Regions from separate parts of the Homo sapiens genome. Here region 2 is linked to region 1. A link is an interaction called in ENCODE POLR2A ChIA-PET data of the cell type or tissue named here. Cell type or tissue: A673. All regions are shown on one strand. Links, peaks and the distances in the headings refer to the core of each region. The heading gives the core; the rest is flanking DNA.

The links. ChIA-PET counts read pairs that join two places held together with the same protein. Peaks named below come from ENCODE experiments on the same cell type or tissue, not always from the same donor. Only the 100,000 strongest peaks of a DNase experiment are listed, where the experiment ranks them.
Region 2: POLR2A ChIA-PET joins it to region 1 with 11 read pairs; 5 of 35 experiments call an interaction of 5 or more read pairs at or near these places.

What each region holds. Positions count from the first base shown.
Region 1 is chr22:31,880,446-31,896,261 of GRCh38, reverse strand. DEPDC5 (DEP domain containing 5, GATOR1 subcomplex subunit) reads right to left here. Exons shown (of 43, transcript NM_001242896.3): 39 at 2,511-2,680. It also overlaps the pseudogene LOC124905101. Among named protein-coding and RNA genes, the nearest start is that of YWHAH, 56 kb to the left of the region's middle. RefSeq lists an enhancer at 4,462-4,996. In A673, for the core only: no CTCF peak of the experiment used is centred there; a DNase peak (open chromatin) is centred at 4,761; H3K27ac peaks cover 1,593 bases.
Region 2 is chr22:31,806,985-31,820,680 of GRCh38, reverse strand. It overlaps DEPDC5 (DEP domain containing 5, GATOR1 subcomplex subunit), which reads right to left. Exons shown (of 43, transcript NM_001242896.3): 19 at 11,034-11,070; 20 at 10,040-10,160; 21 at 5,469-5,689; 22 at 1,456-1,659. It also overlaps the pseudogene RPL17P52. Among named protein-coding and RNA genes, the nearest start is that of DEPDC5, 60 kb to the right of the region's middle. In A673, for the core only: no CTCF peak of the experiment used is centred there; no DNase peak of the experiment used is centred there.

The DNA.
Region 1 (15,816 bases), core at 101-8,100:
TTAACAAATGTGGACATTGCCTTAAATAATAATTAACTTACATACACTGAAGTTTTAAAAGCTTAATAAAATAATGATAAAGAGATTAGCAGCTTTCAGTGGGTTTTACATGAACAGATGTGAAAGGTGTACTTTACAGAGACAGTTGCTAAATTCCTCTAAGGAAATGAACACTGTCCTTCCTGCCCAACTATAACTATATGTGTGTGTCTATCAATGCTGTGGTCATGCTGTTTTGGGATATGCTTATCTAGTAGGGCCAGCAAGGAGAGTGCTTATGCCTACTGGGTCAGAGAGTTAGTTTTACCTGAAAGAAGTGGTCATGCTGGTATCAGTGAGCTGGGGAAGGGCTGGTGTCCTCTGTGAGCTGAGCAGAATGAGCAGCAGGCTGTCTTTTTTTATTTGGACCTTAAGGATGTTCCCCAGATGAGAGTCTTTCCAAGGGAGGGGTCCTTGAAGATGCTAATGCCATGTGGAGGCAGACAGAGACCTGGAAAAATTGCTTTCCCAGGATACCATGTTTTGTGGGACAAAACTTAGCCTATGAGCTCTGGACAAAAAAAAAAACCTGCTGGCTCATGCTGTACTCATTTCTCTTTGCTTATCTCCTAGCTTTTAGTAAACTCTTTTTGAACTTCCCAGCTGTTCTCTGTTGTATGAAGAGATGGCTGGGCTGGTGTTGAGAGAAGCGAGATTCAGTAGAAGCCACAGAAGAATATTCTTTTTGGCTATATTGGAGAGTGTATAAAAAGGAGTGGCACACTATAAAGATGGTTAAGGAGCTGTCCTGGAAGATACTGACAACTTGGCTAAGGAGTGAGCACTGCGATGGGGGATGGTCAGGTATGGCTTCTTAGTGTAGGAGCAGTGAATGGCCTGATTACAGATGCAGGCCAGGATGAACTAGAAGGAGAAAGGACAGGCAGGAAGACCAGTTAAAACAGGGCTTCTCAACCTTGGCACTTGTGACATCTTGGGCTGGTTATTCTTTGTTGTGGGGGCTGCCCTGTGCATTATAGGATGATGAGCAGCTTTGCTGGTCTCTACCCACTAGACACCAGTAGCACCCACCCTGCCCTCACCCCTTTCTTTCTTTCCTTTTTTTTTTTTTTTTTTTTGAGACGGATTCTCGCTCTGTTGCCCAGGCTGGAGTGCAATGGCGCGATCTCAGCTCACTGCAACCTCCACCTCCCAGGTTCAAGCGATTCTCCTGCCTCAGCCTCCCGAGTAGCTGGGATTATAGGCAGTGCGCCACCACGCCTGGCTAATTTTTTGTATTTTTAGTAGAGACGGGGTTTCTCCATGTTGGTCAGGCTGGTCTCGAACCCCCAACCTTAGGTGATCCTCCTGCCTCGGCCCGGGATTACAGGCGTGAGCCACTGCTCCCGGCCTTCTTTTTTTTTTTCCTTTTTTTTTTAAGATGAAGTCTCACTCTGTCACTCAGGCTGGAGTGCAGTAGCATGATCTTGGCTCACTACAACCTCCATCTCCCAGGTTCAAGTGATTCCCCTGCCTCAGCTTCCCGAGTAGCTGGGACTACAGGCGTGCACCACCATGCCTGGGTAATTTTTGTATTTTCAGTAGAGACAGGGTTTCACCATGTTGGCCAGGCTGGTTTTGAACTCCTGACCTTGAGTGATCTGCCTGCCTCGGCCTCCCAAGGCGTGAACCTCCGTGCCCAGCCACCCTTTTCTGTCTTCAGATATTGCCAAATGATCCCGGGTGGCAAAATCCGCCCAGGTAAAGAACCACTGAGTTCAAAGCAGTGATGTTTATTAACAGGGGACTGGTTAACTATGGTTAAACAAATAATAGAAAACTCTCCAGCCCTTAAAAACAACGAGGCAAAACAAAAACAAACAAAAATCCCAATAACAATAATAATAAAAAAAATCCCAAGGCAGATTTATTTGTACTGACATGGAACACATAGGTGATAGAAAAAATGCAATGTAAGTAGTATGTATCCAATGCTACCATCTCTGCTGAAAAAAAAAAAAAGTAACGTGATTTTGTCCATGCTTAGAATCTCTCTGGAAGTTTACTCAACAAAGCAGAAGTAGATCCCAGGGAATGAGAGTGGGAAACAGACTTACTTTTCACTCTAAACCAGTGATTCTCAAGAGGGAGCAATACTCCCCCTTCCTGGGGACATGTGACAATATCTGGGGACATTTTGCTTACCACACCTGGGGCTGTGCTACTAGCATTTAGTGGGTAGAGGCTAGGGTTGTTGCTCAATTTCCCATAAGGTGCAGGACTCCCCCACAGAGAATTATCTGGCCTCAGATGTCAATACTGCTAAGGCTAAGAAACCCTGATTCTACCTTTTTTGATTGCTTAAAATTTTTACTATGTTTAAATTTTTTAAAAAGGTTACTCCAATAGTCCCGATGAATGGTAATAAGAGCCTGAACTAAAAAATTAAAGTGACATGAATCTCTATCAAGCATCTCCATGCCCACTGTGAGGTGAGCCAAAGGCCTGACAACATGCATGAAGGTTCTCACCATCTCGAAGAGTACTGCTGCGGTCACCGCCATCCAGTGCAGCTTGATCTCAAAGGCTGCATTCAGAGAAAAGTTGCCATGGTAATAACAGCTGCACCACTCCAGCCGGTCTGTGCGGTTGTTCACGTCAACATCCAGGGTCACAGTCCTCTGCTCTGGGACAGTGGCAGCTATGTCAGCACACAGGAGGGGCCCCAAGAGAGTGAGAAAAGGAGTGGGATGAAGAAGAACAAATAACTAAGTATCCAGATATGAAACTATATACAAGTGCCTAAAAGAAAACTGCAGATTCCAGAAGTTTCCTGGAAATCATCTAGATATTGGAAACCTTTCTGTAAAAGGCCCCATTATAAATATTTTACATTTTGTGAGACATATGGTTTCTGTTGCAACTACTCAACTCTGCTATTGTAGTGCAAAAGCAGCCACAAACGTTACATAATGAAGGTGCCTGGCTGTATTCCAATAAAACTTTATAAAAGCAGACTGAGTTTTAGGGCGGTTAAACTATTCTGTAGGATATCATGTTAGATACGTGTCACTATACATTTGTCCAAACCTACAGAATATACAACACCAGCCGGGCACAGTGGCTCACGTGTGTAATCCCAGCACTTTGGGAGGCCGACGCAAGCAGATCACGAGGTCAAGAGATCGAGACCATCCTGGCCAACATGGTGAAACCCCATCTCTACTAAAAATACAAAAATTAGCTGGGTGTGGTGGTGCACACCTGTAGTCTCAACTACTCAGGAGGCTGAGGCAGGAGAATCGCTCGAACCTGGGAGGCAGAGGTTGCAGTGAGCCGAGATCGCGCCATTGCACTCCAGTCTGGCAATACAGCGAGACTCCGTCTCAAAAAAAAAAAAAAAAAAAAATACACCACCAAAGAGTGAACCCTAAAATGTAAACCATGGATATTCTGGGTGACAATGATGTCAATGTAGGTTTATGGATTGTACCTTGTAAAAAATGGACTACTCCGTCTGGGGATGTTGATAGTGGGGGCAGCAGGTTGTGGGGGTGGAGGTCAAAGGATGCATAGTAATTTTCTTTCTTTCTTTTTCAGAGATGGAGTCTCACTATGTCACCCGGGCTGGAGTGCAGTAGCGTGATCTTGGCTCACTGCAACCTCTGCCTCCCAGGCTCAAGTGATTCTCTTGCCTCATTCTCCCAAGTAGCTGGGATTACAGGCATGCGCCACCACACCCGGCTAATTTTTGTATTTTTAGTAGAGACGGGGTTTTGCCATGTTGGCCAGGCTGGTCTCAAACTCCTGACCGCCGGTGCTCCACCCGCCTCGGCCTCTCAAAGTGCTGGGATTACAGGCTTGAGCCACCATGCCCGGCCAGATGTACAGGAACTTTCTATTAGATTCTGCTATGAACCGAAAACTGCTCTAAAAGAAATAGTCAATTATAAATGAACAAATGGTGAGCCAGATTTGGCTGCTTAAGCCATAGTTTACTTCTCCCTAAGTAATCCAACCCCTTCATTTACAGATGAGGAAATGGCAGCCAGGGAGGGAAGATGCCTTGGCCAAGATGATGGAATCAGAACCTCAGCCAGGCTAAACCCCAGATCTTTTTATTTCAGTGACCTATGAAGAAACACAATGGGCAAACAGCACAGACCACCAGTGACAAGTCTTGCTTTTCAGGTTTCAACCCAGGAAGACAGTAGTTCTACAATCTTTTCTCAAGAAATGAAACCTTATAATGAAGCTTAACACCCTGTCCTATCATTGACATGTTGCTCAAGGATGCTGGGTGAGTACCAAGCTTACTCATCCTATCTGGGACTTCTGCTCAGAAATCCTACCAACTCAAGATAGGATGTTTCAGAGACGTGTCAATCAAGTTCCTGACCAGGCTAAGGCCCTAAAATACGCTCAGAAGCAAAGAAAAGGTCAGGCTTCTGTTCTGCCTGGCTGGGCACTGCCAGACCTAGGGTTTCTGTTTGTTTTTTGCCTCCCTGAGGCACAGTCTTAAGAGATCCTGAGAACATGTACCCCCAGACCTAGGGTTTCTATAAACTATAATCCACCCCTCATTCTCCCTTACCCCCATGAATTCAACAGTTTTCTTCAGCTGAAGTGGTCAGTTTAGTTCTGGGTTCTGCAGATAGAAGCCCTGAGTGGGTTTTTCTCACTGACAAAGATAAACAGCTCTTGCGTCAGCAATTTTAATGAGCTTCTGTTGTAAGGCAGGAGAGCTCCAGCTAGGTCACTAATGGCATTCAGGCAAACTGGCATTCAGCTGCCAGATGTACCACTCACCATTCTCTCAAAAGACTAAGTCCAGGAAGTGTGGTTAGCAAGATGAATATGAGAGCAGAGATTAACCAAAAGTTGACAGAAACCGGAGTAAGAGAACGCCTGAAAGAGCTGCTGAGCTAAATTAATTGAATGTGGCTGAAAGGATGAGTTGATAAAGATAATGTAAAGATAATGATTTTAAGTGATATGTTTTTTGCTTTTGCATTAAGAGGTAATTAAAGAGAAAGGACTAGAACACGTTATTGTCGATGACTTGGTGGCTGAAATCACTCCAAAAGGCAGAGCCCTAGTACTTGACAGTTTAAAGAAGGAGCTCCTACAAAAAAATAAAAACATTCCTTGCTCAGCCTGTCAGTCTTTAAGATTGACCTAGATTGTGTTGTTCTGTGGTATTATTTTTGAAAGTAATATCTGCCATAAATTAGAAAACCATTCCCAAAATAAAATTCATTTTTTAGCCGGGCATGGTGGCTCACGCCTGTAATCCCAGCACTTTGGGAGGCCAAGGCAGGCGGATCACCTGAGGTCAGGAGTTCAAGACCAACATGGAGAAACCCCGTCTCTAATAAAAATACAAAAAATTAGCCGGGCGTGGTGATGCATGCCTGTAATCCCAGCTACTCGGGAGGCTGAGGCAGGAGAATTGCTTGAACCTGGGAGGCAAAGGTTGCAGTGAGCCGAGATCGCACCATTGCACTCTAGCCTGGGCAACAAGAGTGAAACTCCATCTCAAAATAAAATAAAAATTTTAAAAATCTTTTTTTTGAGACAGAATCTCACTTTGTTGCCCAGGCTGGAGTGCAGTGGCGTGATCTCGGCTCACTGCAACCTGGGCCTCCCAGGTTCAGGAGATTCTTGTGTCTCAGCCTCCCAGGTAGCTGGGCCTACAGGTGCACATCACCACGCCCAGCTAATTTTTGTATTTTAATAGAGTTGGGGTTTCCCTATGTTGGCCAGGCTTATCTCGAACTCCTAGCCTTAATTGACCTGCCCACCTCGGCCCCCGAAGGTGCTGGGATAATAATGAGCCACCATGCCTGGCCAAAATCCCTTTTTGTATGATGATATATGGTTTTCAGTAGTGATGTCTATGTTGTATTGATTTTTTCCCCCAAATGTGTTATTTTAATAAATATCTCATGAATGGAAAAACAAACAAAAACCTAGAACATGCAAATGGGAAAACTTATTGATTTGAAGTTGGAAGATCTAAGCTCTGCCATTTAGTAACCATATGTCTCAGAGAGCATTGTTTCACCTCTCCTGATTTAGTTCCTGAACTACAAACTGAGATGTGCCAGCCCAGATGGTTCATAGAGACAGGATGAGAATCAGGTGAAGCATGGATGAGAAAGGAGTGTGGACCTCCTCTCTTGCCTTACCCAGCCACCTAACTTGTAACTCTCCTCTTTTCCTTCTGTTCCTGCTGGTCTCTTCTCCCAATTTAGGCCATTAGTTTGCCAATGTTCAATCTGAGGCCTGTCTGTGCCGCCCATGGACACTGGTTGGCTGTCTGTGACATTTAAGGCTAAAGAACTTGGTCACTCCAATGCTAAAAGGCTCATCAAAACTACATTCTGTCTCTGCTTCATGTTATGGATTCCTGATACTGCCAGAATAACCCTTTACTTAGCCAAAATCAAAACAGTGGCTCACACCTGTAATCCCAACACTTTGGGAGGCCGAGGCGGGTGGATCACGAGGTCAGGAGATCGAGACCATCCTGGCTAACAAGGTGAAACCCGTCTCTACTAAAAATACAAAAATTAGCCGGGCATGGTGGCGGGTGCCTGTAGTCCCAGCTACTTGGGAGGCTGAGGCAGGAGAATGGCGTGAACCTGGGAGGCGGAGCTTGCAGTGAGCGCCTCTGCACTCCAGCATAGGCAACAGAGCGAGACTCTGTCTGGAAAAAAAAAAAAAAAAAAAAAAAAAGAAGTTTTGCCCTCTGGTCTTGGACACTGTGTGTTTCTTCCCAAGTGAAAAGTCTGTGTCACAAAGACGAGGATATTCAATAAATACCAGCAGTGGCCTCATGCATCTCTTCTCTCCCATCTGGCATGTTAAGTTCAGAACATGCTGGCCTGGGCCAGGAAGTACGCTGTTCAACCAAGTGGTTACAGGCTGAAGATACTACTGGCCCTGTACTTTGGGGATAGATTTGGCAGTACATATGTTTCTAGCGGATTATGATGTTGATAAAGATATGAGACCAGCTGAGTTCAGCTTTCAGTAAGTTCATAGAATCATTACGTGAGTTCCATGAGAACCAACTTATTCACACAAGACCAATAAATACATGCAAGCCCAGAGGAGGAATAGGCTGAGCATCCTTCACCCAGGTCATAGCTAGGGGGTTATCAGTAACCTGGGGAAGGGGACAGTGTCAGCAGAGGAGAAAAATGCAACCCCAGGTAGGGGAGTGATACTCTACGTAACAATCAGAGGTGCCCAGGTACAGAACAAGCAGTCTTGGGAGTGAGTGCCATGTTGAGGGGGTTTTTCAAAGAGAAGCTTGCTCCCCACTTATCAGGAGTGCTGCAGAAAATATTCAAGTGTCAGGGTTTGGACAGAGGTGCTCTAAATTCCCTTCTGATCCCAAAATCCAGTGGGCCGTCAAGAAAAGGCTGGGGCCGAGCGCAGTGGCTCACGCCTGTAATCTTAGCACTTTGGGAGGCCGAGGTGGGAGGATTGCTTGAGCCCAGGAGTTCAAGACCAGCCTGGGCAACAAAGACCCTGTCTCCACAAAATATCAAAAAATTAACCAGGCATGCTGGCACATGCCCGTGTTCCCAGCCACTTGGGAGGCTGAGGCAGGAAGGTCACTTGAAACCAGAAGGTTGACGCTGCAGCAAGCTAGGATCATGCCACAGCACTCCAGCCTGGGCAACAGAGCAAGACTCTGTGTCAAAAACACAAACAAAGAGCCGGGTGTGGTGGTTCACTACTGTAATCCCAGCACTTTGGGAGGCCAAGGCAGGTGGATCACCTGAGGTCATGAGTTTGAGACCAGCCTGACCAACATGGTGAAACCACATCTCTATTAAAAATAGAAAAACATTAGCCAGGTGTGGTGGTGCACGCCTGTAATCCCAGCTACTCGGGAGGCTGAGGCAGGGGACTTGCTTGAAACCGGGAGGCGGAGGTTGCAGTGAGCTGAGATCACGCCACTGCACTCCAGCCTGGGCGACAAAGCAAGACTCCGTCTCCAAAAAAAAAAAAAAAAAAAAAAAAAACCACAGACAAAACAAGGCTGAGAAGGAAAGGCATGTGAGTGGGCCTAAGAGCTGCAGGGCTGCTGCTTCTAGAGTCTCAGATGCTCCTGCTGCTTCCCAGGTGAGCAGCCCAGGGTGACTGCAATGAGAAAGTGGGAGCCCCCATGAGCCAAGCCAGAGAAGGTCATGTGTCAATGTCAGGCATTTCAAAACAGACTTCCAATGCTAACTTCCAACTGAGTATCCTAAGTGTTTAAAAAGGAACATGTTGAAACAAAAAACAAAAAAAGGGACAAGTCACAAATGATACACAGGCCTTCTTCCCCCTATAAATCATGTTATTTTTTTTCTGAAGAAAAACCCAAACAATGAATACAGCTCAATTTAAAGAAAACAGATCTTCCCCACTTGAGTAAATGACACAGTAAAAGACTACATTCTAACCTGAAAAAATGCTGGGAAGAAACCTCTCATATCCTAACACAAAGGGCTGAGAGCTGTTATTGGATAGAATTAGCTGTATATGGCCATATCAGGTTTAAAAGGAAAAGAAACCCATTTCTTTTGGGAAGACGGATGGGCAAGAGGCTGATGGAATGAAATTCCTTGTAACAACTATGGAAACCACAGGAAAACTAACAAAAGGATGTTTTCCCAGGAAACATGGGCACACACAAAACTCTGCCTAGTTTCAGACTCACTGACCCCCTAAGGCCCACACAGAGACCCCAGGAGAACACTTGTTTAATAAACTACCTGCTATGGACATAAACCCTCTCTTCTTCCCAAATCTCCCTATTTTTTGGACATATGACTTTTCTCTTTTTTTTTTTTTTTTTTTTGAGACAGAGTTTCGCTTTTGTTGCCCAGACTGGAGTGCAATGGCGCAATCTCGGCACACTGTAACCTCTGCCTCCTGGGTTCAAGCAATTCTCCTGCTTCAGCTCCCGAGCAGCTGGAATTACAGGTGCCCACCACCACACCCAGCTAATTTTTTGTATTTTTAGTAGAGACAGGGATTCATCGTGTTGGCCAGGCTGGTCTCGAAATCCTGACCTTAGGTGATCCACCCACCTCGGCCTCTCAAAGTGCTGGGATTACAGGCGTGAGCCAACATGCCCGGCCTATGACTTACTTTTCTATATACTGCTTCTCTCTCTCTCTCTTTTTTTTTTTTTCGAGATGGAATCTCGCCCTGTCGTCCAGGCTGGAGCGTAATGGCACGATCTCAGCTCACCGCAACCTCCACCTCCCGGGTTCAAGCAATTCTCCTGCTTCAGCCTCCCGAGTAGCTGGGATTACAGGCACACGCCACCACGCCATGCTAATTTTTTGTATCTTTAGTAGAGATCTTCAGTAGAGATAGGGTTTCACCATGTTGGCCAGGCTGGTCTCAAACTCCTGACCTTGTGATCCGCCCACCTTGGCCTCCCAAAGTGCTGGGATTACAGGCGTGAACCACCATGCCTGGCCTCTCTCTCTCTCTTTTTTTTTTTTTTTTTTTTTGAGATGGAGACGTATTTTTTCAGGCGGGAGTGCAGTGGTGCAATCTTGGCTCACTGCAACCTCCGTTTCCCAGGTTCAAGCAATTCTCACACCTCAGCCTCACGAGTAGCTGGGATTACAGGTGCATGCCACCACACCTCGCTAATTTTTGTATATTTAGTAGAGACAGGGTTTCACCATGTTGGCCAGGCTAGTCTCAAACTCCTGACCTCAAGTGATCTGCCTGCTTCGGCCTTCCAAAGTGTTGGGATTACAGCCGTGAGCCACCATGCCTGGCCTATACACTGCTTTTCTTTAAGCACTAAGAATTATCAAAGCTAAACTGAGATGATCTGAATTTCATCTTGAGCTGAAGACCAGAAGTCAAGAGAGGGTTTTACCAGCCTGCATTAGAAGAAGGCTTTGGAAACGAGGATATTCCTATAGAAACTGTCAAGAGAGGGAATCAGCTCATGCCTTAGTCCCAGCACTTTTGAAGGCCAACTGGGAGGATTGCTTGAGCCGAGGAGTTCATGACCAGCCTGGGCAACACAGAGAGAGATTGTCTCTACAAAACCAACAAAAAAACTAGCCGGGCATGATGGTGTGCACCTGCAGTCCCAGCTACTTGGGAGGCTCAGGTGGAAAGACTGCTTGAGCCCAGGAGTTTGAGGTTGTAGTGAGCTAGGAGTAAGTAGTGAGCCTGGGAAACAGAGTAAGACCTTGTCTTTTTTTTTTTTTTTTGAGAGGGAGTCTCGCTCTGTCACCCAGGGTGGAGTGCAATGGAGTGATCTTGGCTCAATGCAACCTCCGCCTCTCGATTCAAGAGATTCTCCTGCCTCAGCCTCCTGAGTAGCTGGGGTTACATGTGCCCGCCACCACACCCAGCTAATTTTTGCATTTTTAGTAGAGACGGGGTTTCACCATGTTGGTCAGGCTGGTCTCAAATTCCTGACCTCGTGATCCACCCGCCTTGGCCTCCCAAAGTGTTGGGATTACAGGCGTGAGCCACTGTGCCTGGCCAACCCTGTCTCTTTTTTTTTTTTTTTTTTGAGATGGAGTCTCGCTCTGTTGCCCAGGCTGGAGTGCAGCGGCATGATCTCGGCTCACTGCAAGCTCTGCCTCCCAGGTTCACGCCATTCTCCTGCTTCAACCTCCCGAGTAGCTGGGACTACAGGTGCCCGCCACCATGCCTGGCTAATTTTTTGTATTTTTAGTAGAGATGGGGTTTCACTGTGTTAGCCAGGATGGCCTCAATCTCCTGACCTTGTGATCCACCCGCCTCGGCCTCCCAAAGTGCTGGGATTACAGGCGTGAGCCACCGCGCCCAGCCCACACATGATTTTTGGACAAGAGACTTGAAGCAAGTGAGGGAGGGAGACCCGAGGGTATCTTTGGGGAACAGTGCCCCAGGCGGAAGGAAAGCACTGGAAGCAGAGATGTGCACGGCGTGTTCACGGACACCAGACACAGATGGAAGCCAGCGTGGTGCAGCAGAGTACATAGGAGGCGGACAGGGGACAAGGCAGAGAATGAGGGGACCACATCCTGGGGTCCTGTAGGCTGCTGAAAACTCTAGCTTTGGTTTCGAGTGAGCTGGGAGCTACAAGAGGATCCTGCCCAGAAGGGGAACATGACCTGACTTCCATTTGAAGAGGTCTCTCTGGATCCTGTGTGCAAAGCAGTTTATAAGGAGCAGGGGAGGAAGCCAGGAGGCCAGTGCAGAGGTGACAGCAGCAATGCAGACAGAAGATGAAGGTGGCTCGAACCACGATCATAGAGGAGACAGAGTAAGGAATAGTTAATCCTGAATCAATATTGAAGGTAACTAAAAGGTAAACTGAATTTGCTGATGGGCTGGATGTAGAGCAGGAAAGAAAGACATGAGAAGGCAACTGAATTTTTCTACCTAAGTGACTAGAATGAGAAGGCAAGACGAAGGTGTTGCGGGGAAACAGCAGGGCTAGCTGGTTCTGAACACTGTACATCCAGTCCTCTAAGTGACCATGTCAAGTAGGTAGCTGGAGGGATGAGTCTCAAATTGGAGACATGGTCTAGGATGGAGATAGAAATTTGGCAGTGACCAGATCTTGGGGTAATAAAGGCCACTGGACTGATGAGACACTTTAGGGTATGGAGATGAGGGCAGGCTGAGACCCGAATGCTATAATATTAAAAGATTAGGTTGCTGAAGAGAAACCAGCAAAGGAAACTGATTTTAAAATGAAGAAGGAGAGCCAAGCAAGGTAAGGGTTTAAAGGAGGAGTCAGAGATCATTTGACAAATGCTGTTGCAGGGCAAGGAGGACCAGGACTGAGGACTGGCCGCCAGGCTAAACAACATGGGCTCCCTGCATTGGGAAGGCTGTTCCAGCGGAGGGAATAGACAGAAACCCGATTTGAGTTTTGCTTTGCCAGCAGGAGAGAGTGTGTGCCTGTCACAGATCGACAGGGATGCTTTAGCAGAGAGGGAGAATTCAGGGAGGGGGATGACTGCCAAAGTGCTACACTGAGTACTGCGAGGGCTGGGGTCTTGTGTGCAGGTGGAGATGCTGCATCAGGGGGAGGCAGAAGAGTGGGGACAGACACAGCTACTGGGCGAGGGCAGATGGCAGGTGGGAGTTTTCTTCTGACCGCTTCAGTTTTCACAGTGACACAAGATGCTGATGATGAGGGTGGGGAGCGGGGCTCAAAGCTGTGTAATGAGGTTTGGCAGCTCAAAGCTATGATTACATAAAGTGAGATGTGAGGTGGGAGAGGGAGAATGATAGCAAGATCAATTGGTTACAGGTCCTGGTGGGGGTCAAAGAACTGTTGAAGCCAGGACTGGAGGGAGTGCATTGGGAAGACCAGCAGGGATGGCATAGAGGGGAAGAAAGGACACACCCAGAGAGTTGTGGTTCTGTAGCAAGGGCCTGGGACCTGAGTGTCCCTCATCACAGGGCAGAAGCCACTCCTGGAACTGGGCTATTGTGCAAATCATCCAAAATCCTGACAGGCTTTGACTTTTGTCTCCTTGGGCCGAAATGCAGTGTGCTTGGAGTTCAGGCTTCAGGGCCAGGCAGTCCTGAGAATAAACTCCAGCTCTAGCACTTAGTGGCTGCAGAGCCTTGGGCAAATTACTTCGCCTCTCTGAGCCTCACAGTTTCCTAAACTCTAAAGCATAAATTGTAGTACCCATCAGGAGACTGACGTAAAGATTAATGAAGATTTTCTGCTCTGTACAGGACCTGACACATCAATTTTCTACAAATCATGGCATTAATGTTATTACCATCGCACCACAGCAGGCAAGACTGAAGCAACCACCACTGGCACCAGTGAAAGAAAGCACAAGAGGAGCCCAGGGGCCAGAGCAGAGCAGAGCAGAGTGGAGGACAGTGCTTCCCTCTAACATCTCAGCTCCAGCTCTGACCATTCATCCTACCCCAAAGTTCTGAAAGCACGCCCTTATCACGCATCAACTTGACACCTGCTTAGGGAAGTTACTGATGGGCTTCAAAGCCTCTCAGGTTTTGCTCTAATCTTGGCTCCTGATTGGAATCCTTCAGTTCCCCCTAGGACAGCGGTTCTCAGCTGGGGGTAATTTTACCAACCCCAGGGGACATTTGGCAATGTCAGGAGACATTTTATCACACTGGGTGGGGCTGGTAGTGCTACTGGGTAGAGGGCAGGATGCTGCTCAACATCCTCCAGTGCACAGAACACTTCCCCACAAGAAAGAATGATCTGGCCCAAAATGTCAGTAGTGCTGAAGTTGAGAAACCCTGCTCTTGGGTTTTGTATGATCTACTGGAGAAGATTCACATTAGAATAATTCCTTTCGTTGAACACTTTCAAGAAAAGGAAGAACAGGCCGGGCGTAATGGCTCCCACCTGTAATCCTAGCACTTTGGGAGGCTGAGGCAGGAAGATTCCTTGCACCCAGGAGTTTGAGAACAGCCTGGGCAACATAGGGAGACCCTGTCTCTATTTTTAAAAAGAAGAGAAGAGAAGAGGAGAAAGAAGAGAAGGAACAAGAAAATAAAAAAAAAGAGAAAGAATGAACAAATGATAGTTACTTCCCACCTTAAAAGATCAAAATTTAACAGATTTATTTTGCAAAACATTTTGCTAAAATGTGTTATACACTTGCTGCCATTAGCTGCCTCCAATTTTCTGCTTCTAATCTGGGGTCTTACCAAGAGATCTGTAAACACACTTCCAAGAAATCAGTGGAGTAAATATGCTCTATGTGCTGGTTCGAGCGCCTCTTACTACAAGGAGGTGTCACTTGGATTCGTGGCATTTATTTGAATATTTGAAATTTATTTGAAAGGAAGAAATCTTTTTGCTTTCTTCAGCTCTCACATAAATTGTCGCCATGCATGATCCAATATTTACTTATTGTAATGCATTGTGTCTTTTTCTCAGAAAGTAACCCCGAGGGGAGTGGGAAGTTGACTTTTCAGCTCTCTCTTTGGTGCGTATCTGAAAGCACCTAGCTAGCTTTCAGGCTTAGTTCCTTGTTCCGCAGAGATGAAAATTCTTAATTTTTATCTATGAGGAAAAAGTAGACTTTAAAACTTGGCTACTAAAAATAAACTTGATTTCATGAGAAAAATGGTGTAAAGTTGCTTCTTGAGAAGCTTCTCGTATGCAGCCTAGTGCTATAAGTGAATGATTAACACTGTACTTATCAAGTTCTTGTGTTTGTTATATTTGTAACAGGTTTTCCCCACTCCACCTTTGTTGCTGGACTATTGGCTTCTGCTTCCCACTGACATCAGGGTAGGTACCTGCCCTTTTCTTTGCTATTCTTTTTTTTTTTTTTTTCAGATGGAGTCTCACTCCATCACTTTTGAGATGGAGTCGCCCAGGCTGGAGTGCAGTGGTGCCATCTAGGCTCACCGCAACCTCTGCCTCTCAGATTCAAGCGATTCTCCTGCCTCAGCCTCCTGAGTAGCTGGGATTGCAGGTACCCGCCACCACACCCAGGTAATTTTTGTATTTTTAGTAGAGATGGGGTTTCATCATGTTGGCCAGGCTGGTCTCAAACTCCTGACCTCAAGTGATCCTCCTGCCTCAGCCTCCCAAAGTGCTGGGATTACATGCATGAGCCACATGCCTGGCCTTATTTGCTATTTCTAATAGGTCCTCCCATGACATAAAATCACAAGGTTGCTGCTTGCTATTCAAAGGCCTTAGGTCTCAAGCCCTGGTAGTGCTCTAGGTGGTTTAGGTTGCTGGAAGTGAGCACCCCAGGGTAACGGGTATACGGCTTCTTTAATCCCAAAAAAACGTCAAGGAAGTAGACAGTTAGAAATGCAATGAAGGGAGAAGAGCAAGTCATGACTGCCTAAGGGAAAGGAGGAGGAGCTGCTCAAGGTTCTACCCTATCCTCCCCACCCCTTCACTTCTCACACACAGCAACAGGCAATGCTGGAGTGAGCCACACCCAGATCCAAGTGAATCTGAGGATCTGAAAACTTTTTTTTTTTTTTTTTGAGAGATGGAGTCTCGCTCTAGAGTACAATGGGGCGATCTCAGCTCACTGCAACCTCCACCTCCCAGGTTCAAGCAATTCTCCTGCCTCGGCCTCCGGAGTAGCTGGGATTACAGGCGTCTGCCACCACACCTGACTGATTTTGGTAGAGACAGAATTTCATCATGTTGCCCAGGCTGGTATCAAACTCTTGACCTCAGGTGATCCACCCACCTCAGCCTCCCAAAGTGCTGGGCTACAGGCATGAGCCACAGCGTTTGGCCCTTTTTTTTTTTTTTGAGACGGAGTCTTATTCTGTCACCCAGGCTGGAGTACAGTGGCGCGATCTCGGCTCACTGCAGGCTCCGCCGCCCAGGTTCATGCCATTCTCCTGCCTCAGCCTCCCGAGTACCTGGTGCACACTGTCACGCCTGGCTAATTTTTTGTATTTTTAGTAGAGATGGGGTTTCACAGTGTTAGCCAGGATGGTCTCGATCTCCCGACCTTGTGATCTGCCTGCCTCGGCCTCCCAAAGTGCTGGGATTACAGGCATGAGCCATCTAATTTTGTATTTTTAATATAGAGAGGGTTTCACTATGTTGGTCAGGCTGGTCTTGAACTCCTGACCTCAAGTGATCCACCCACCTCAGCCTCCCAAAGTGCTGGGATTACAGGCGTGGGCCACCGTGCCCGGCCTGGATCTAGAAACTTTGATGACGATTAACATCTCCGTTTTACCAGCTAGTAAAGGATTCCAATTAGCTGGGCGATTACAGGCAAACAAAGCAGAACATGGAATTTCCCTGGAGTTTGGTTTATGTTCTATTTGCTTTCTTCCTTTCAGAGGGCTTTCAGGATCCTCCAACTT
Region 2 (13,696 bases), core at 2,285-10,284, 78 kb after region 1:
CACCAAGAGTTCTAAGTGACCTGGAAGGGAACCAGTGGAGACAATAATGGAGGGGAAAGGACACAGAAAGAAACAAGTAGTGTGACTGATTATAGCAGAGATAAGGGGGCAGAACGGGGTTTAGGCATGACCCCCCAGTTACAGCCAAATGATTCAGATCTATTTCTCACTTATTTAACTTTTAAATATTAAAGGCAAGTACAAAAGAAAATAGGCATTTCCAGGTATTCAGCAGGATGGTTTCCATGAAAAAAATAAAATAAAAATTTGGCCAGGCACGGTGACTCACGCCTGTAATGCCAGCACACTGGGAAGCCGGGGTGGGTGGACTGCTTGAGATCAGGAGTTTGAGACCAGCCTGACCAACATGGTGAAACCCCGTCTCTACTAGAAATACAAAAATTAGCCAGGTGTGGTGATGTATGCCTGTAATCCCAGCTACTTGGGAGGCTGAGGCAGAAGAATTGTTTGAACCCAAAAGGCAGAGGTTGCAGTTATCTGAGATCACGCCACTGTACTCCAGCCTACGTAACAGAGTGAGACACTGTCTCACACACACACACACACAAAATCCTGGAGTTTAATGCATTTGTTCCTTTCCAGCTCAATAAGAGCCCATTAAGCTAAAGTTTAATTTTAGCCACAGCTTGAGACAATCTTACTGTCATCTTCTTGAGAACAGAATATAGATAAAAAAGAATGGACTAGGAAAAAGTGAATTCAGGGGAAAATTTTTTTTCAGTTGTCAGAGAGACCTAACAGAAAACAAAACAACATAACTCCTTGTAACCAAGACAGGATATCAATATCCAAGAGATCTAAGAGAAGAAGGAATGAACAAGAATGAGGGACATCTGACTTAGGAAAGAAAGCAGGTGGCAATGCATAGTTCCTCTCAAATAGAAACAAAGGGCCGGATGCGGTGGCTCACATCTATAATCCCAGCACTCTGGGAGGTTAAGGTGGGCAGATTGCTTGTGTCCAGGAGTTCAAGACCAGCCTAGGCAACATGGTGAAACCCTGTCTCTACTAAAAATACAAAAAACTAGCCAGGCCTGGTGGCACGTACCTACAGTCCCAGCTACTTGGGAGGCTGAGGTGGGAGAATCACCTGAGCCCTGAAGGTTGAGGCTGCAGTGAGCTGAGACTGCACCACTGCACTCCAGCCTAGGCAACTAGAGTGAGACCCTGTCTCAAAAGAAAAAAAAAAAAAAAAGGGCAGAAACAAACAAAAAAGCCCTCAGGTTTATACAGCTAATTAGTTACAAAGCCTATTCCCAAGTGCATCTTCAAGGATCTTTACAAGAACCCCTGGGATGGCCAAAGTGGGCATGGTTATCCCATCTTACAGGTGGAGCAACAGAGGCACCTGACCAAGGACACATGGGTGACCGACACTGAGGACCAGGGCTAGGAGCTCCTAGTCCAAGGCTCTCTCTTAAGCAACCAACTTACCCACAGGAAAAGTGTGCATCCAGCGCCTTCTGTTGGACGTAAGCTTCATGGGCATCCGAGAGGGAGCGAAGGGGTTAATCAGTGCTCTCTGGGGCGTGTATCCACCAGGTCGAACATGCAGCATGGATTCTGCACTGCCAACGTGAAACCTCCCTGGTGCACTGGAGTCTCGCTGTGGTGGCTCCATCATGTTCTCCAGGACATCTGCCAGTTATCATGGAGTTGAGTCACAAAGAAAAACCACAGAACCACAGTGAAACCAGAGCTAGGTAGAATGATAAACCAAGGCTGACAAGAATCTTGGGCATTATAAATGTCAGGGAGTGAGAGAAATGAGCAAAACTGTCAAACTATAAAGAAATGAAATATGTTTGCATTTGTTTGCTTTTAAATACTTGGGAGAAGGGAGTTTTGGTTCTAAATTACTGGCAAAATGAAGTCACAACCAAATCTGATGGGAAGGACACTGCCTGAAGATCCTGAACTTTGAGCTGGAAGCAATGACTGAATGATGGGACTTGAGTTGTCTCCCTTGGGAAAGGAACGAGTATATTCTCTAAGAGGGAGGAACAATAAAAATAGCTATGTGGTCACCAGAAGGGCAGATCTTGGCAGAGCTAGTCAATGTCTTCACTATAAACCCATTTGATTTTCCTACTGGACACAAGACTATAGTTCCCAGACCCTTTGCAATAAAGCCAAATGACTTAGTTCTGGCCAGGTAGAAATTATATGCTTCAAATCCAGGCCTGGACCACAATGATCTCCACAAATGATCTGCATTCTTTTTCCCTTTGTGGCAACCCAGGAGACCAATGTTGATAATCATGGCATCCCAGGATGGAAGGAACCTGAGTTCCTGAATGGACTGAGTGGATCAGTAGCCCCTCCACTGACTTAGTGGGCTGGGACATGAGTAAGCAATAAAATGTTATTATGCTAAAAAAATTACTGAGAAAAAAATAACGAAGAAATGGATGCCTCCAGCCTTGACCAGGCAAGGAGATGGTATGATATTTAGACACCACCTGTCTGGCGCAATGGTAGACAGGTCCCATTATGGAGACAGAGACAGCATGCCTGAGTGGATCAAAGAACTGAAATCCACAACCAACTCTTCTTGTGTGTATTCCATGTTCATTAAGCAACCACCCAGATGAAAAAGTGGGTCCAGCAGATGCAAACTCCAAGGAATTTGTCTTGGCCATCATTATCTACCCAATGCCTAGCACAGAACCTCATACACTGTAATACTGTATTTCATTCCTCAAGTTGCTTTGCAGGAAAGAAGAGAATGTTCAGATTTCTGTGAAAGTTTTACTGTTCATTGTAAATTAATGAATTGATGCTCTAACTTACAAAATAAAAAAGAACATAGTCTAGTTAGTTATTAAGGAAATAAAAGAGAAAAACCTAGTAAAAAAAAAAAGATGAGTACAGGCCAGGTACAGTAGCTTATTCCTGTAATCCCAGCACTTTGGGAGACCAAGGTGGAAGGATCACTTGAGCCCAGGAGTTCGAGACCAGCCTGGGCAACAGATTGAGACCGTCCCTACAAAAACTTTAAAAACTAGCCGGGTGTGGTGGTGCACACCTGTAGTCCCAGCTATTTGGGAGGCTGAAGTGGGAGGATCACGTGAGCCCAGGAGGTTGAGGCTGTAGTGAGCCAATATTGTACCACTGCACTACAGCCTGGGCAACAGAGTGAGAACCTGTCTCAAAACAAACAAATAAAAGAAACCACCCATGAAACTGCTCAGGCCATCAAGGGTATGCATATATAAAAAGCCACCAAGTATATGAAAGATGTCACTTTGGCCAGGCAAGGTGGCTCACGCCCGTAATCCCAGCACTTTGGGAGGCTGAGGTGGGCAGATCACCTGAGGTCAGGAGTTCGAGACCAGCCTGACCAACATGGTGAAACCCCATCTCTACTAAAAATACAAAAATTAGCCAGGCATGGTGGCAGGCACCTGTGATCACAGCTACTCGGGAGGCTGAGGCAAGAGAATTGCTTGAACCCGGGAGGCAGAGGTTGCAGTGAGCCAAGATCACGCCATTGCACTCCAGCCTGGGGGACAAGAGTGAAACTCCATCACAAAAAAAAAAGAAAGAAAGAAAGAAAGAAATATGTCACTTTACAGAAACAATGTGTACCATTTCCACATTACAATGATGGAGATAGTAGGTGGTCCCAGGCCACACAGCACGGCTGCACACGGGGTCAGTGGCCAAAAAAGAGTACTGAATTATTGCTACATATGCTTAAAAATGCACAGTCATGCCGAACTTAAGGGTTCAGGTGCAGATCCTCTGGTCATTGAGCATGTCCAGGTGAACAAAGCACCCAAGATGTGCTGCCTGATGTAAAGAGCTCATGGTCAGATTAACCCATACATGAGCTCCCCCTGCGAAACCAAGATGATCCTCATGGAAAAGGAATAAATTATTCCTAAACCAGAAGAGGACATTGCACAGAAGAAAAAGATATCCCAAGGCCAGGCATGGTGGCTCACGCCTGTAATCCCAGCACTTTGGGAGGCCGAGGTGGGTGGATCATTGGAGGCCAGGAGTTTGAGACCAGCCTGGCCAACACGGCAAAACCCCATCTCTACTAAAAAAACAAAAATTAGCTGGTGTGGTGGTGTGTGCCTGTAATCCCAGCTACTTGGGAGGCTAAGGCAAGAGAATCACTTGAACCCAGGAGGCAGAGGTTGCAGTGAGCTGAGATCATGCCACTGTACCCTAGCCCGGGCAACAGAGCAAGACTCTGTCTCAGAAAAAAAGAAAAGAAAAAAAAAGAAAAGAAAGAAACTGAAGAAACAAAAACTGATAGTATGGGAATAAATTCGGTACAAAATCAATGCAAATAAAAGTTAAAAAAAAACAGGTAAGTGAAAAAAAAAGTTTTTTGTTTTTTTTTTTTTGAGGTGGAGTCTCCCTCTGTCACCCAGGCTGGAGTGCAGTGGTGGAATCTCGGCTCACTGCAACTACGCCTGCCAGGTTCAAGTGATTCTCCTGCCTCAGCCTCCTGAGTAGCTGGGATTACAGGCACCCGCCACCACACCTAGCTAATTTTTGTATTTTGAGTAGAGACGGCGTTTCACCATGTTGACCAGGCTGGTCTCAAACTTCTGGCCTCAAGTGATCCACCCGCCTTGGCCTCCCAAAGTGCTGGAATTACAGGTGTGAGCCACTGCGCCCGACCGGTAAATGAGAAACTAAAATGCAACATTAAGACAGAGGTTGTTTTATATATGGCACAAATGGAAATCATAAGGAAATAAACCCTTTTGACCCTAGGCCTAAGAAAAGCTTTCCATTAACATATGGAAAGGCATACAGTTAAATGATGGATGAAGAAAGGCTAAACAAAAAATAGTATAATAGAGGCAGGGTGCGGTAACATTGGTTCATGCCTGTAATCTCAGCACTTTTGGAGGCCAATGGGTGGATCCCTCGAGTCCAGGAGTTCAAGACCAGCCTGGGAATGGTAAAACCCCACCTCTACAAAAAAAAATATGATAATCAGCTGGGTGTGGTGGCATGCTATAGTCCCAGTTACTTGGGAGGCAGAAGTGGGAGGATCAATTGAGTCCAGGAGTTCAAGGCCGCACTGAGGTGAGCTGTGATTGCATCACTGCACTTCCCCACCTCTACAAAAAAAAATATGATAATCAGCTGGGTGTGGTGGCATGCTATAGTCCCAGTTACTTGGGAGGCAGAGGTGGGAGGATCGATTGAGTCCAGGAGTTCAAGGCCGCACTGAGGTGAGCTGTGATTGCATCACTGCACTTTATCCTAGGTGCTCTGTCACCAAAAAAAAAAAAAAAAAAAAAAGAAGTATAATATATACATAGCTAACAGCTAAAGTGATTTGTACCTACTGCACTGGCAAAGAAATCATTAAGATGTGGGATTTACACCCCACCTCTGACCAATCCTCCCACCTCCAGTCACCCACTATATTAAGAAAGATGTCCCTGGCTCTGTCTGTGCTTCAGCACTCTTACCTCGAGTGCTGGTGTATCCCAAGGAGCTGCTGACTTCATACTGGTGCAGGTGGGGGTGTGGGATCATCAGGATGTTGGCACTCTTGCCTAGGGAGCTGTCGTCAGAAGCCTGGCTCCTCACTTCCTCAGTGGGCAGTGTGCGGCTTGGTAGGGAAGGGCTGGATGAAACATCACAGGAGCTGGCACTCTTTCGACTGTGACTCTCTCGCTCTCGCACAGATCTGCCAGGCAAGAGACAAAAAGTTACCATCAAGCGAGGGATGCTGTCCTACCTTGAGTTAAAACTAAAACCCATCACCAGCCCAAGCCACATGGAACCCAATAACAAAAATCCCCAGTGTGATCTACAAGTGGGAAACCTGTATGCGGTACTTCACCCTTAACAGCTTGAGATGTTATATAAGAGAGGGGGGAAATGACAGACATTATGCAGCCAAAGTCCTAGGATCATAGTTGTAAAGAAAGGACTGCTCCAGGCTGACCCCACCTAATCCCACTGATTAATCTCTCATCACTAAAAACAGAATGAGAAGAGAGGTATGATGTGATGTGGGAGAAAGAACATAGTGCCCAAGAAGTCTACTTGCCCTCAAATTTGAATCTAAATCTAATCAAGCTTCCAGAGATAATTGCCAGTTTACAGGGAATCTGCAGAATAGAGGAAAACTGAAACACTACAAGGCAACAATCAGCCAAATGTAGAAAGCAAGACATTCTACTGTCACACACACACACAAAAGGCATTATAACCAAATGCAAAAAGTGGATCTTGTTTAGGTCCCATTTCAAACTAACTGCAAAAGCACATTTTTGAGGCAATTCAAAAAACTGACTATGCACTGGCTATTAGAGGGCATTTAGGGATTAGTGTTAATTTTGTTACCAATGATAATGGTACCGTGATGGGTTTTCTTTTAGTTCTTATTTGTTGAAACATATACTAATCAGCTTTGTGCCAGGCTGGGTGACACTAAATAAATAAATAACATGTAAAAAAAGAAAGAAACTTACGCTGAAGTATGTATTATTGAAAAAAAATAGAGGCTGCCTGGGGTTTGTTTTGTTTGTTTGTTTTTGTGAGACGGAGTCTCACTCTGTCACCCAGACTGGAGTGCAGTGGCATGATCTCAGCTCACTGCAGCCTCCACATCCTGGGTTCAAGTGATTTTCCTGCCTCAGCCTCCCAAGTAGCTGAGATTACAGACGCCCACCACCACGCCTGGGTACTTTTTTCGTATTTTTAGTAGAGACGGGGTTTCACCACGTTGGTCAGCCTGGTCTCAAACTCCTGAACTCAAGTGATCCACCTGCCTTGGCCTCCCAAAGTGCTGGGATTACAGGTGTGAGCCACTGTGCCCGGCCAATCCTGGGATTTGTTTTTAAAATATTCCATCCAAAATTTAAACGTGGGAGAGGTCATGAAACAAGGCTGACAACATGGTGATAACTGTTCATGATACTATTCTCTATTTGAGCACGTCTGAACATTTCCTAATAAAAGTTTATATATGCATATATATATATATATATATAGCCTTATTAAAACATAAAATTCCCTAAGGGGAAAACCTCTAAAAGCAACAGGAAGAAGGATCAAAAAGAAAGAAGCCCTATAGAGAAGCAAAAGCTCAGAACGAAAAAGCAAGCCCACCAACGGGGCTGCCCTTCTGGCATCAGAGCTGCTCCCTTTCCTCCTGGAAGGATTTTTTTAGTAAGAGCTTAAACGGAGCCTGAAAACAGATTCCAAGTGCTGACTACATGTTTGTTCTTTCCACAGTAAATATTTAAACACCAGTATACGCTTAGCCATGTGTGAAGGTAGCACCAATTAAGACACAATTTGTGCCTTCAGAGACCACACAACCTGGGTACCACCAGGTCTTGTCATCTTTAATTAGAAAAAGAAAATCAATCTTGAACTATGAGAGCATTTTTAAAGACTACAAAGAAAAGCCCCTAAGTAGCTCTTACTGAGCCCCTAAGCAGCATCCACACATAGGAGAGAGGCTGCTGACAGCACTTAATTCTGAGCTCTAAGCCTTCTCAGGTAGGACTGGATGAGAGAAAAGGGCAGAAAACAATCATGTGGTCACTCTAAGTTCATTTGCCACAAAATTAAGAGACATAATATTCTTCCACTCAGTTGCGCTTAAAGCTACAGAGTTAAGAAATCTGGCGGGGGCAGTGGCTCACACCTATAATCCTAGCACTTTTGGAGGCCAAGGTGGGTGGATCACCTGGGGTCGGGAGTTCGAGACCAGCCTGACCAACACTGAGAAACCCCGTCTCTACTAAAAATACAAAATTAGCCAGGCGTGGAGGCGCATGTTTGTAATCCCAGCTACTCGGGAGGCTGAGGCACAAGACTTGCTTGAACCTGGGAGGCGGAGGTTGTGGTGAGCTGAGATTACACCATTGCACTCCAGCCTGGGCAACAAGAGCAAAACTCCAACTCAAAAAAAAAAAAAAAGAAAGAAATCTGGAAAATTGGCCGGGCGCGGTGGCTCACGCCTGTAATCCCACCACTTTGGGAGGCTGAGGTGTGCGTATCACGAGATCAGGAGATCGAGACCATCCTGGCTAACACGGTGAAACCCCGTCTCTACTAAAAATACAAAAAATTAGCTGGGCGTGGTGGTGGGCGCCTGTAGTCCCAGCTACTCGGGAGGCTGAGGCAGAAGAATGGTGCGAAGCTGGGAGGCAGAGCTTGCAGTGAGCCGAGATCGCGCCACTACACTCCAGCCTGGGCAACAGAGCGAGACTCTGTCTCAAAAAAAAAAAAAAAAAAAAAAGAAATATGGAAAATTGATTCACAGTATTTGGTACACAGGGAAAAAAATATAAGCTAGAGCTGTTTCACACATTCACAAAAAAAGAAAGTCAACATAAATAATATAAACATAAGCATAAAATCCAAGATGAGGCCGGGTGCGGTGGCTCATTCTGTAACCCCAGCACTTTGGGAGGCCAAGGCGGGTGTGGGCCACTTGAAGTCAGGAGTTTGAGACCAGCCTGGCCAACACAGTGAAACCCTGTCTCTACTAAAAAATATAAAAATTAGCCGAGTGTGGTGGTGCATGCCTGTAGTCCCAGTTACTTGGGAGGCTGAGGCATGAGAATTGCTTGAACCCAGGAGGCAGAGGCTGCAGTGAGCCGAGATTGCAGCACTGCACTCCAGCCTAGGAGACAGGGCAAGACGCCATCTCGAAAAAAAAAGAAAAAAAAAATTCCGCCAAGACTATAAAGTATTTGAAGAAAATATGAAATACACATCTGTAACTCTGGGGTAGAGAGTGCTTTCTTACACAAGACCCACAAATGAATAGATGAGTAGATCTAACTACATCACAATTAAAAACTACTACATGGCTGAGTGCAGTGGCTCATGCCTATAATCTCAGCACTTTTGGAGACTAAGGCGGGAGGATGGCTTCAGCCAGGAGTTTGAGACCAGCCTGGCAATATGTGAGACCTCATCTCTACAAAAAATTAAAAACTAGCTGGACATGATGGTGCATGCCTGTAGTCTCAGCTACTTGGGAGGCAGAGGCAAGAGGATCACTTGAGCCCAGGAGGCAGAGGTTACAGTGAGCTGTCAACGTGACACTGCACTACAGCCTGGGTGACAGAAGGAGATCCTGTCTCAAAAAAAAAAAAAACAACTACCATATGACCAAAACACCACAGAGCAAATTTTTAAAAGCAGGACTTAAAGAAAGAAAAGTTCATGCCCACTCAGAATAATAAACTTAAACGCTGTGTCCAAGGATAGAGCCAGCCCAGTGAGAGGAAGATTCTGGAATTTGTGAATTGTTTCCCTTGGCTCAGAAAAGCATAAGAACCAGCCAGGCATGGTGGCTCACACCTGTAATCCCAGCACTTAGGGAGGCCGAGGCAGGAGGATCACTTGGGGCCAGAAGTTCAAGACCAGCCTGGCCACCATGGCGAAACCCCATCTCTACAAAAAACACAAATATTAGCTGGACGTGGTGGCACGTGCCTTTAATCCCAGCTACTCAGGAGGCTGAGGCAGGAGAATCGCTTGAACCCAGGAGGCGGAAGTTGCAGTGAGCAGAGATTGTGTCATTGCACTCCAGCCTGGGTGACAGAGTGAGACTCCGTCTCAAAAAACAAAACAAGCCAGGCACAGTGGCTCACGCCTCTAATCCTAGCATTTTGGGAGGTCGAGGCGGGCAGATCACCTGAGGTCGGGAGTTCGAGACCAGCCTGACCAACATGGAAAAACCCCATCTCTACTAAAAATACAAAATTAGCCAGGCGTGATGGCGCATGCCTGTAATCCCAGCAACTTGTGAGGCTGAGGCAGGAGAACCGCTTGAACCCAGGAGGTCAAGGTTGCAGTGAGCCGAGATCACACCATTGCACTCAAGCCTGGGCAACAAGAGCGAAACTCCATCTCAAAAAAACAAAACAAAACAAACAAAAAACCAAAACGAAACAAAACAAAACAAAACAAGATTTTCAAGGTTGCTCTCTTAGAGGTCACTACTGAACTTCAGGTTTTCCTACACAATTTTTATATGCACCCCCAAGTGAATCTGGCAGAAAACCTGCAGGTGGTGAGGCACTGGGCCCGGGATGGGCCGGGCAGCCTGAACACTTGAGCGTCATAGGCGTCATAATCTACTTGGATGGGAAGGGCGTTCTCAGATTCTTTTGGACTCCCGAGAGCTGAAATACACAAATAATATAAATTGTCATCAAATACATTTCAAACACATGCCTGAGAGCTGAAATACACAAATAATATAAATTGTCATCCAAATACATTTCAAACAGAGGCCTTCAGATAATCTTCACCAAAATCTGCAAGGCACAGGTGATCACCCTCTCCCCTTGAAAAAATGGGATAACGACCTATTCATCAAGTAGAGACTAAATGACGTATATGTCAAAGCAACATAGAAATAGTATAGCACTAAATAAAGGCAAGCTGTGGGTAGCATTTCATCCTTTTGTGACCCTTCTTAAAATAAATCATCTTAATATGTTTAGTAGTTTAAAACTTTCTACGTGATCCCTACAAATGGCCTATGGAAAAGAAAAACAAGGTTTTTTCAATTTGCAGATGGCGGGAAAAAATACAAGGTAATTAAGGGATCCTGCATACATGACACAAAGGGAACTCAGGTCTCCTGACTTTTCCATAAACTTTTTATGGCACTTCACATAGTTTTGTTGTCATGGGTTAGCTGATGCTCTTTTTTTTTGAGACAGAGTCTTGCTCTGTCACCCAGCCTGGAGTGCAATGGCATGATCTCGGCTCACTGCAACCTCTGCCTCCCGGGTTCAAGTGATTCTCCTGCCTCAGCCTCCCGAGTAGCTGGGATTACAGGCACCCACCATCACACCCAGCTAATTTTTTTTGTATTTTTGTAGAGACAGGGTTTCACCATGTTGGCAAGGCTGGTCTTGAACTCCTGACCTCAGGTGATCCACCAACCTTGGCCTCCCAAAGTGCTGGGATTATAGGCGTGAGCCACTGCACCCAGCCAGCTGACTCTCTTTTTAAAAGCAAGAAAAAAAATCTCAAAAAATACTCACATGTATCACGGCCATTTTTTGCTTTCTCAGAGGCGGGCTGAAAAATTAAATAGATAATTAATCACTCCTTCCTTCGCTAGAAAAGAACTTATCACAAGGCACAGTATATATGTGCTGCTCCCAGGGAAGACAGCCTGTAACTGACAGAAAGGCAGGAGCTAACATCTGACACCTACCTACCACGGTCCTTTATTCCCGTATCACATCTTGTTGCCTCTCACAAACCTGTCCACTGGGGGAATGGACTGCCCCTTACAAGTGGGGATATTCAATTGCAGAGAGAATAAGGGACTTTACCCAAAGCCACACATTCAGCAGGTGGCAGAGCCAAAATTCAAGACCAGATCTTTAGATTCTTGGTCAATCCACTGTTGTGTTTGTCCCACCTGACCCAAATGCTGCATGCCTCCCCCTTCACTACGGTGCTGTCACCTGTCTGCCTACACCTACCAGAGCTGAGCACTCTGTATATCACCCAATTTGCTGAAATGAAGTACAAGGGTAGAGGAAAAAAAACTAATAGAGCTATCACTTTTTACATTTTCTTAAAGATCTTTTTCAGATTAAATAAATAAATAAAGGCCAGGCACAGTGGTTCACGCCTGTAATCCCAGCACCTTGGGAGCCCAAGGCAGGAGGATTGCTTGGGCCCAGGAGTTTGAGACTAGCCTGAGCAACACAGTAAGACCCCATCTCTATTTTTATATATATATATTTAATCTTTCAGGACCCTGAAAACTTTCACAACAATACTAACTCTTGCTTCTTTAAAATGATCATGGTAGCCGAGTACAAAGGCTCATGCCTGTAATCCCAGCACTTTGGGAAGCCGAGACAGGTAGATCACCTGAGGTTGTCAGGAGTACCAGCCTGGCCAACATGGTGAAACCCCATCTCTACTAAAAATACAAAAATTAGCTGGGCATGGTGGCTCACACCTGTAATCCCAGCACTTTGGGAGGCCAAGATGGATCACCTGAGGTCAGGAGTTCAAGACCAGCCTGGCCAACATGGTGAAACCTCGTCTCTACTAAAAACACAAAAAATTAGCTGGGCGTGGTGGCAGGCACCTGTAATCCCAGCTTCTCTGGAGGCTGAGGCAGGAGAATCACGTGAACCCAGGAGATGGAGGTTGCAGTGAGCCGAGATTGTGCCATTGCACTCCAGCCTGGGAGACAGAGTGAAACTCTATCTCAAAAAAATAAAAAATAATACAAAAATTAGCTGGACATGGTGGCGCACACCTGTAATCCCAGCTACTTGGGAGGCTGAGAGAGGAGAATCACTTGAACCCTGGAGGCAGAGGTTACAGTGAGCCAAGATCGCACCACTGCACTCCAGCCTGGGCCACAGAGAGAGAGACTCCATCTCAAAAAAAAAAAAAAAAAATTAGGCATGGTGGCATGTGCCTGTAGTCCTAGCTATTGGGGAGGCTGGGGCACGAAAACTGATTGAACCCAGAAGGCAGAGGTTGCAGTGAGCCGAGATCCCACCACTACACTGGGCATGACAGAGCGAGACTCTGTCTCAAAAAAAAAATAAAATAATCATGGTGCAGAGAAGTTTTTCCATGTTCTACTTTGCTGAGAATGCTTGTGGTGAAGGCAAGAGAGGCCCTTTCTATACAGAATCCCATCTCCTAGCACTTCACTATCTGACATGGCTTATGTCAGGAGTCCTCAGATTGCTCCAAATTAGTATTTCCCTTATTAGAAGAGTAACATTAACAGCCCTCCCCCCTAAAAAAAGAAAAGGGAATAAGAGGCCCTGACACACAGCCACAAATGGAGCAACCCTCAGTGAATTCAGCTCTACTAGGAAAGGGCAGAGGGGTGAGAGCACTCGGGTGTGGGGCCTGCAAACATAACAGCCTGCTTTTCTTCTCACAGTACATCAAAACCACTTTTTCGAGTTCTGGCCGGGTGCAGTGGCTCACGCCTATAATCCCAGCACTTTGGGAGGCTGAGGCGGGTGGGTCACTTGAAATCAAGAGTTTGAGACAACCCTGGCCAACATGTGAAACCCTGTCTCCACTAAAAATACAAAAATTAGGCTGGGTGTGGTGGCGGGTGCCTGTAATCCCAGCTACTCAGGAGGCTAGGGCACAGGAATTGCTTGAACCTGGGAGGCAGAAGTTGCAGTAAGCCAAGATCACGCCACTGCACTCCAGCTTGGGAGACAGAGCAAGATTCCATCTCAAAAAAACAAACAACGACAACAACAAACACTTGTTAAAATTCTTAAAACTTGCATTTTTATCAGTTGCAAATATATTCCATCAAGTGGATATTTCATATTTCAGCCATTGATCTATTGTTTTCAACTTCTCACAATTATAAATAAAACTAAACCCAGATGTATTTGCATATTATCACTTCAATTATTTCCTTACATCGCATGCCCCAAAATGGAAGTGCCTGGTTCAAATAGCATAAACATTTGCTCTCAATACACATGGCTGAAATGCTTTGCAAAAGTATGGTACACCAACCAGGTACTCAAGTGTCAATTTCACCACACTTTTTGTAGCATGTGATATAATTATTAATATATTTTAAACCTCTTTGGAAAGAAGAAAACAAGAATTCCCACTCTTGTTACAATTTTCATTTATTTTCTTGGTTTGTTTGTTTCCAGAGACAAGATCTCACTTAGCCACCCAG